3 separate regions of the Mus musculus genome follow, and all the other regions are linked to region 1. Evidence: chromatin contacts called from ENCODE Hi-C data. All regions are on one chromosome and are shown on one strand. The core of a region is the stretch at or near the end of the contact, and the rest is flanking DNA. Distances in the headings are between cores, read along the strand shown.

Evidence for each region. Hi-C counts contacts between places; a loop is a spot of excess contacts on that map.
Region 2: a map of heart shows a loop between it and region 1 (2.0-fold over the local background). The contact joins the promoter of Gucy1b1 here to the enhancer-like site in region 1. A Hi-C loop is called at or near these places in 3 of 37 maps with a recorded cell type or tissue (all heart).
Region 3: a map of heart shows a loop between it and region 1 (2.3-fold over the local background). The contact joins the promoter of Gucy1a1 here to the enhancer-like site in region 1. A Hi-C loop is called at or near these places in 4 of 37 maps with a recorded cell type or tissue (heart and left cerebral cortex).

What each region holds. Positions count from the first base shown.
Region 1 is chr3:82,110,586-82,113,544 of GRCm38, reverse strand. Gucy1a1 (guanylate cyclase 1, soluble, alpha 1) reads left to right here. Exons shown (of 9, transcript NM_021896.6): 3 at 212-273; 4 at 2,334-2,392. Among named protein-coding and RNA genes, the nearest start is that of Mir7010, 5.8 kb to the right of the region's middle. Within about 2 kb of position 1,449, at least 1 of the 3 ENCODE cell types and tissues checked has a DNase peak (open chromatin) inside an H3K27ac peak, as active enhancers do; it is heart, where a contact is called at or near this core.
Region 2 is chr3:82,073,239-82,076,197 of GRCm38, reverse strand. It overlaps Gucy1b1 (guanylate cyclase 1, soluble, beta 1), which reads left to right and starts at 1,487. Exons shown (of 14, transcript NM_017469.4): 1 at 1,487-1,626; 2 at 2,127-2,200. The coding sequence starts at 1,624.
Region 3 is chr3:82,144,456-82,147,414 of GRCm38, reverse strand. It overlaps Gucy1a1 (guanylate cyclase 1, soluble, alpha 1), which reads left to right and starts at 1,469. Exons shown (of 9, transcript NM_021896.6): 1 at 1,469-1,743. It overlaps Gm29921 (a long non-coding RNA gene), which reads left to right. Exons shown (of 9, transcript XR_867373.2): 8 at 647-767; 9 at 866-1,017.

The DNA.
Region 1 (2,959 bases), core at 200-2,699:
TATTTTTTTTAATTTTGTGACAGGGTTTCAGGTTTTCTCTGTATAACCCTGGCTGTCCTGGAACTCACTTTGTAGACCATGCTGGCCTCAAACTCAGAAATCTGCCTGCCTCTGCCTCCCAAGTGCTGGGATTAAAGGCGTGTGCCACCACTGCCCGGCTCCTTTTAAGACATCTTAAGGAAATGCTACAAATATTTCTTTTTCTTTCCAGTGTGAGCGACTGAACCTTGCACTTCAGAGAACCTTGGCAAAGCATAAAATAGAAGAAAACAGGTAAGCTAAGTTACCTTAGTTGTATGAACCCGCATCCCACAAATATTGTGTAAAAATAATCAAACCTTATTGAATACATTAATACTTACCAGATTGTTGTTATAGATCAAAAACTGAATAAGTGTTAGCAACTGCAAACTTGAGAACAAATGTACTTTTTCAGGTTTCAGAAGAGAAGGAAAATAGGATTGTGTTTTTGCTTTGTTTTAAATCTTGTTTGTATAGTTGGCTTTTAAAATAAAGCTGGCCACATGCTTCTGGCAGAAAAATTGACTATTCCTGTTCTAAGTATTCAATTTGTGAATAATAAATACTGAGTCCACATTTACAAAGTACAACATAGAGTTTTGCACACCAACACCTTGGTTGGTACACTCTACAAACACTTTCATGTGCATCTCTTCCCTATCATAGTGTAGTCCACCCTATGGATAATCTGGGCTGAATTTTCCTGCTGAGTAAATGCTATTAGACTTTATGCAGGCAGCTCAACTGAGCCAAGAAAGGGTCATGAACGGCCCAGAAGAGTGTGAATCTGTGTCTGACAGAAGCTTTCTTTACTGGACAGAGCTGACAAGCATCCCAGGCGCCTCTGCCCCTAATTCCCAGGCAGGCTGATAAGATAGCTTCAAGTCATTCTTATGGTGCTACTGGAGCTGTTGGCTCAAGTCCTTGGCAGCCAGTGCACTTGAGATTTATTCTCAGGCCTTTGTGCTCTGAAACATCCCTGCTGCTGGATGGAAATCTGTTTTCTGTGGTGCATCCTGTAAAAGAGCCCTCAAAAGTAAAATCCACAACAATTATTTCCTTTGGAAATCTTAAGGAATACAGAGGCTGACATTGGTCCATGATGCTGACTGTTGACCAGTAGGCTTTTCCTCCTGCCTGCTCCTGTGTGAGGTGGCTCTGCCTCAGTCTTACGTACCTTCTGAGTACTTTTCTTGCTCATTTGCATGTTGATGCCTCACTTTACTGTTTGTGCTATCCTTGGTCTGCCAGCAGATGAACACATCTTAATCCTGTTTCCTGCAGTTTATTTCTGGGACTTGTAATCAAACAAAACACAAATAATGGGTTAAGCAGTGGGATGAGAGCCCAGTTCTTATCTGAAGAGTCACTGTGACCTCGCCTGCTGCTGGGGGAAGTGTTGCGGGAACTCTCTCTCCCTGTCTCTCTCCCCCAACATGTGGACAAAATCATAATTGTGTGTGTGTGTGTGTGTGTGTGTGTGTGTGTAGAGGTGGGGGGGTCTTGCTGGCCACTCACAAGACTTTCTGTATGCTGTGTTTGCTAAAGCAAGGAGTATTTAGTTTACACTCACTTCATTGTGTGCTTTTCAGAATAACAAAGCTCCATTCTGCACTCATCTGACAGTATGAATGTCAGAAAATGGCAGTATTAGAGTGAGGAGCCCTGCTCTCATTCTTTAGAAAAATAAATCTGCTGAAATGATTTTTAAAGGGAAGGAAAAATAAGAGTCTGGTACTGTGATGAATTATCCAAAAAAGGATTGTGACTCTCCATATCCAAATTGAGTATATAGCTATAATATGATACCCAGCCCACTTGGATAAAATATTCCTACTTAGTACTTTATATACTTATAAGCATCATATTTCTATGCAACAAAGTTTTTTTCTGGCCAATTTTCCTTCTTAAAACAGTCTCCTTTTAAAAATTCTCAAATTATACTGTGTTTTATTAAAATGCTATTTAAAACAGAAGAAGTATACCTGCATTTAAACTTGGCTCAGCTAATGGCAAGTTGAACCTTGCAATTAAATACCCTTTTATACCCTTAAAGTGCTAGAATAACTTGGCAAATTTCAACAGAATCAGTCACTATAATGATAAGGTTTTAAAAGCCATGTAGGCAGACATGAATGACAAAGCCATGCAGTTGATGTATGAAGACACTGACTTTCAGATTGTATCTTATATGGTATGTCAAGATTTGCTTCTGGAAAAGAATTCTCACCTATCATTATATGTTGTATATGATCCAAATTTTCAACACTCATTAATCTGTCTTTTAATTTAAGACCTTTAATTATTCCCAGGAAATCTTCAGAAAAAGAAGACCTTGAAAAAATAATCGCAGAAGAAGCAATTGCAGCAGGTAATAAATAAAACTGTGAGAACAGGGAATTAGGAAGCACACCACATCCCTGAATAACTAATATTTCTCTCAACATGTTTGCATTTGTTTGTTAGTGACTCCCAGCCTGAAGTCCTTGAACTCTGTGTGTGTTAATGCAGAGTAACCCCTTCTATACTACACGTGGCCTCAAGCATTCCTCCTTTCCTGCTGTTAATTTGCTGAGAGTTAGATAAACCTGGGTGCGAAGCTGATTCCCAGACTTTCACAGTCACAGACTTTGGTTTCAAACCAAACTATGTCTTTCTCATTTGTCCATGAAAAATTCTGCTCAATAAGGCAAATTGAGGAGTGTTTTCAAAGGCTGGAGGCAATCACGGGAATATAGTCTGGCAGAGTTCTCACGTTAATAATTAGCCTCAGGGGAAAGAGATAGAGACTGCTGTTGAGCCTTTTACAGAGTATGGGCATGAAAACTGAGAAATTTTAGGCTAGGAAAAGTAGTACTTCTAAGAAATATAGCGGTAACAATGGCTACTTTATATTAAACCATTCTTGGAAGACACTCTTCTAAACAAAACTCCCACA
Region 2 (2,959 bases), core at 238-2,737, 37 kb after region 1:
AGACACAGTGAATATTTCTACTGTCTTTAGAGTGAGAAGCCAGGACAGATGAGTAATGATTACATCACTGTCCACCTTGGAGAACCAATGAGTTTTGGGACTATGGATGAGTGCATACTTACAGAAGGGACAGCTTGAAAGTAAGAAAGAGGAGAGAGAGAGAGAGAGAGAGAGAGAGAGAGAGAGAGAGAGAGAGAGGAAGGAAGAGAGAAAGAGAGAGAGGGGGAGGAAGGAAGGAAGAGAGAAAGAAAGAAAGAAAGAAAGAAAGAAAGAAAGAAAGAAAGAAAGAAAGAAAGAGGGAAGGAGAAAGGGAAGGAGGGAAGGAGGGAGGGAGGGAGAAAGACATACTGGAGAGGGATGAAATGTTCACACATTTGTAATGGGCCCTTGGATGGATGGATGGATGGATGGATGGATGGGTGGGTGGGTGGGTGGACTGATGGACAGACAGACAAACAGACAAAACAGAAATACAAGACAAATCTAAAACTTCTGGAATTCTAACTCCTGGGTTGTAATATGGCCTGTCCTGTAAAGTTCACAGACAAGATGGCTTAACGTTTTGCTCACAATTATGTTTGCACATGAAGTATCTATCCTCCAAGAAGATACATGAAGTATCTATCCTCCGAGAAGGTACTTGAGAGCATATTCCCCAGCTGGGAAATACCAGTTTGGAAACTTCTGGAAGCCTTTTTGGAGTTTGTAAGTAGACCACTGTGGGTGTCCTTGGGAACTGTAAGCCTCTACTGGGCCCACCTGTGTGTCTCTGTAATGAACTAAACAGCCTCGGCCATTCTCTCAGCCACCATGGAGTTGGGCTGTTCCACACGCCCCAAAGCAACGGAGACAAAAAAAAAAGCGAAAACAAAAACAAAAAACGATGGATCTCTAAAAACCACAGGCAAAAACATGAATTCTGCTGGTTAATGTCAGGTATTTTGTCTCAATGGCAAAAAGTCTAATGCAGTTGCTAAACCTCTTGTATATTACAAAACATCTTAGTTTGTGCACTTGATTATTAACTTAATTGACTAAAAGTAAAAATGTTAATTTTGTAGGATTAGCTATGTTTGCCAGCTGTTGCTAGGTAAAGCAACAGAGGAAATGTTTATGTGCATAACTACAAAAAACATGACGATGTTAATCAACACTGGGCGCGCGCGCGCGCACACACACACACACACACACACACACACACACACACACACACGCCCAAGCTCTAGGACATTAGAACAGATGTACGAGGATGACAATGACAATACCCCATCCATGCTGGAAGGAGCACAGCTGGTTCTGTTCTATCTGCCTTAAGGCCTCAAAAGAAATGACTTGTCACCAGACTGGGGCGGGAAAATGTTTGAGCACAGTAGCTCTGAGCCCATCTGAATTCCCTCCTCTGTCACTGATTGGCTAAGATATGGGAAGAAACAGCGCCCAGCCTCCTGCGGCTCCACTCGTCATTGGCTGAGAAGAGGTGGCAATCAGAGTTGGCCGAGACTGATGCCCTAGCTTCAGCTCTGTGCTGGTCTGGGAGCACTGTCGCCGCTGTAGTCGCTGTCTGGGTCCCTTCCGCGGTACTCTTGCCTGGAAGCTGCTTCCTAGGCTCCGGGCGCGGACACCATGGTGAGTGCTGTCAGGATGGTCAGCGGAACATCACACCTGAGCGGGTGGACCTTGACTGGCTAGAGAGCTGGCTGAGATGCAGAAACAAGCCCCAGGGCACACAGAGCGGAGGGCCGCGAGGAACAGCGCTTTTGGTGGGAGGTGGGGACATATGATCTGCTGGAGTGCTCCGAGTCTCTGGGTCTGGTTGGGTCCCCACCACTCAACCCCAGCCTCCAACTTCTGGGGATTCTGGGTTCCACGGGCAGGGTGGTGTGGGAAGCTCAGGGCTCAGGTTCCTGAGCTACCCCTGTTGCACCACGGTGACAGGTGAGCAGGGGTAAGAAGATGGGGGAGGGGAAAGGGACGACGAGAATTCAAAGATCCCGCAGAGTCCCCCCTTTTAGAATAGGGTACCCGAAAGCTTATCCTGAAGGCGAATGACAGGTCAGAGGCACCGGGTGGAAGACCGGGTTGCAAGGCGCGGGTCCTTGACCACGGTCTCTCTCTCTGCCCTTCAGTACGGTTTCGTGAACCATGCCCTGGAGCTGCTGGTGATCCGCAATTATGGTCCCGAGGTGTGGGAAGACATCAAGTAAGTGAACAGCCCCGCTCCCAGGGCCGCGCGTTGGCACCGAGCCCGCGCCCGCCCGCTTCCCTGGCTGCTCCCAGCAGGGTCGTGGTGCGCATCCTCCGGTCTCCTCTCCCACGCTCCGAAGCCGGGACCAGGAGAGGAGGGTAGGCCGGGGCGTGGCCGCGTGATCAAGCCCCTTGGGGTCGCTGCGGCCTCTTCACCCGGACTGAGCGTGGGAACACCCAGACAGGCAGAGCACTGTGACTCCCAGGCCAGGTTCAGAGGGTTGGCTAGCTCCCATGCAAGGGGACCTGGGGGCTTCCTGGGCCTCTGCAAGGTCTTAGGATCAGAGGCAGGAAATGAACAGAAGATTCGCTTTCTTTTGCGATTTGCACACCAGGAACACGTAATATGGTTAAATCATTTGGTTATGGTATAGTACACTCAAAGATTATTTCTCCAGTAAGTCATGAGAAACCGATATGTAATAAAGGGACATTTTCCCTTTAACTTGCCCAAATCACCCTTGCTTTGCTGTGTTTTCTTCTGGCAACCCTAGCAGGGCATCCTAGTTTCTGTAGAGCTTTGAGTCTGGTACTCAGATAAGACGAGAAAATAGACTTATCTGAGATTTTAAGGCCCAAGGCATCTCTTAAGCTTTCTGTAGGTCTAAGGAGGAGGTTTATTGGGGATTGAAGCCAGAACCTTGTCCTTGACAGGCAAACACAATGCCACTGAACTTTATGTCTGGCCTTTATGTTTTTGAGACGGGATCTCCCT
Region 3 (2,959 bases), core at 220-2,719, 34 kb before region 1:
TTTTTTTTTTTTTTTTTTTTTTTTTTGCCTACAGTTTATACAAAACTTCCTTGCCATAGTCTTCCTGAGACTTCTTCTGTTTTCTATTCTCAATAGAGTGAAGACACATGGGCTTTCCCCTACATGCCATCCTTATATCAGTGTCAGATCTGAAGATGCTGTAAGACTAAAGTGTCCCTTATCTGCTCAGCACGTCCTATCTCAGAAGGGAAGGACCATGGGAAAGAGGGACATCAGTGTAGAAAGGTAGCTCAGGAGTCCTTACATGAACAGTACAGCAGAGACAGCACCCTGTGCCCTCTGCATCCTCCTGCACTCCACTCACCTTTACCTTCTACCCCATCTTATCTCCTGGCCACCACACCACCACCTTGCCACCTGCCTGTGGCCCTTTGTTCAGTCTCCTCTGCTACCAACAAGCAGTTCCTTCCACATATCCTCTTGCAAAACTGAAGGGCCCTTCAAGATCCCACACTGACACCATTATTTCAGAAACATTTTATCTGTCAGAGGGATGCCCCCCCCCCCACATGAATGTTTCTGTCATGTTTTATTTACTTTAAAACTGATAGGGCTGGCTGCTTTACATTATGAGTCCCTTTGTTTTTGTTTCCTTTTGGGCCTTACGTTCATGGTCTGAGAATAGATTTCACTTTTCCTGCTGAACTAAGAGAAGTTCATGAATTGCTCTGGGAGTAAGAGAAGCTTTGGAAATGACAAGAAAATAACAACAAAACCCAAAACAGAACCAGCAAAGGACCTACGAGGTTTGGTTCCATCTTAAGGCCAAAGTTTCCCTGGTTCCTGTAGCTGTCTTGGCATTTCTGGCTAATTCTGTTTCTGTCTACTCCCATCCATTCTTTAGGACAATTCTTATGGTTGTTTTCACTGGACAAAACGTTTCTCATATGAGTGGGGCCTCCTCAGTGAGACCAGAGTCGATGATGAGTCGAAAGTAGATATGTCAAGATAACTTTTTGTCTTAGACTTCTTGGACTTGGAGGATTAAAAAGACACCAGGAGTAAGTGTGTGTGTGTGTGTGTGTGTGTGTGTGTGCATTTTTGTGTGTACACATATGTGTGTATGAACAATGATTTAAAAATAAAAGAACAGTTATGCACACACACATGCATTAACAGCAAATAGGGCTGAGTGTAGTGAACCAAATAGAGGCAAGACCTTACTCAAAAAAAAAAAAATATTCTTGTGACCACAAAATTACCTTTGAAATGAGTAGAGTAGCCTCAAACCTAAAAGCCAGGCCACCAAAGCCACCCAAGGAGAAAGAAAGTTCCCCACCAGGTTTCAGATTCAGGAAACTACAGTGGTTCTGCACCAGCTTGTACTAGAGAAAATGTTTTTAGTTTTAATGTGCCAACTTTTCAACTTTTCTTAGAGTCTCTTTTTTTCTCTTCCTTGTCCCCTTCCCTGCTATGTGTGTGTGTGTGTGTGTGTGTGTGTGTGTGTGTGTGTGTGTGTGTGTGTGTGTGTGTGTCTGCCTTTGGTGGTTTGGAGGATGGCGACTGGGCGGGAGCAGACTCAGTTCTCTAGCTGAGCCTGGGAGAAGTGGGAGGGACTCAGAGCCGCGGGTTTCTCACACACCGCCTTCTAGGCAGCCCTCCTCCAGTGCCTGCCAGCCGGACCGGACCCCAAGGCGAAGAGCAGCAGTGCACAGCCTGGGGAGCCAGCGGAGCAAAGACACCTTTGGCCCGATGCCCCTGGCCTCCTGTGATCGCATCATGGTGGGTTCGCTCAGCTGTTTGCTTTTCTACTGTTTGGGGACTGGAGAAGGGGACGAGGCACGGTACTGAGACGTGGGAAGAAGTCCTGTGCGGCAGGGAAGAGACAGACTAGAATTCTTTGGGTCATGGCAGGGAAAAACAAAGGCGAGAAGTGACTACAGCACGGTGGGAACCAGCTCTGGGGGTGTTTCGTGGGTCCCTCCGCGCCACTAGCGCAGGTTAACCATGATGTGCTCTGTGTGGCCTTGAGTGCCCTGGGTGAACCCGCTCGGGACCGACAGGTGCGACTCCAGTGTCACCTCTCAGTCCATCACCAGCGCCACCGCCCTTCATCTGTGATCTAGTGCGGCTGTGCTCTGCTGGGTGGCAGCTCCAGGAGGTTGCGGTCCCCAGGTCTGGATATCACTAAGTAAGTGATAGCGGTGCCCTCGCTGGCCGGCCGGGACTCCCTGTGCATACAGCCCTCTACCAAGTCTTGGCTAAATCCTTTCCCACACCCTCCCCTGATCTCGTTCACCCCTGGGAAGCAAGATCACTGTTCCCACGCTGGGGAGAAGCGAGGAAGGGACTCCCGGGAGGGATAGCGGTCAGGGAGCAGCTATGGCTGAGCTCTGTGGTCCCGCAGTGGGAACGTGCGAGGCGTGGGCGACTGTCTCCCACGCAAGGCCGCCAGCCCTGGGCAGCTGGGTGGCATCCTTCACTCGGGAGCAATTCAAGGACGCCAGGACCTAAGAGTCCAGCTTGTGGCCCTCATGCGGGCTTTCCTCCGAGGATGGAGGAGCTGCTCAAAGCCCCAGAGTATACAAACTGCAAAGTTCCAGCCACTGCTGGGACCAGAGCAAAGTGTGCCTGCACAAAGGGTATGTGAGTGTGACTGCTTCTAAGCTGCTTTTCTCTTATTATTGACTGAGATGCATTGGAAGGTAATGGCCAGGCATCACAACATTCTCCCGGGCCTATCTGAGTTGACAGCCTGTCCTGGGTCCACAGTGTTATCTCTAAGTGAGTTTTGTGTGAGGGGCTGCATCCCAGTGTGGTCACATGATTCCAGGGTATGGGTTTCCTGAGCCTTTCTTTTGCTTTCTGGGAGTTATTCCTTCGTTTTGCATTTAAAAAGCACTTTACATTTTCTGAGGTAAATCAAATGGCTGCCAGCTCGCTCTCAGAAGTGATTAGATGCCTCTTGATTTCCAACATATTGCATGGTTTAGAGGAA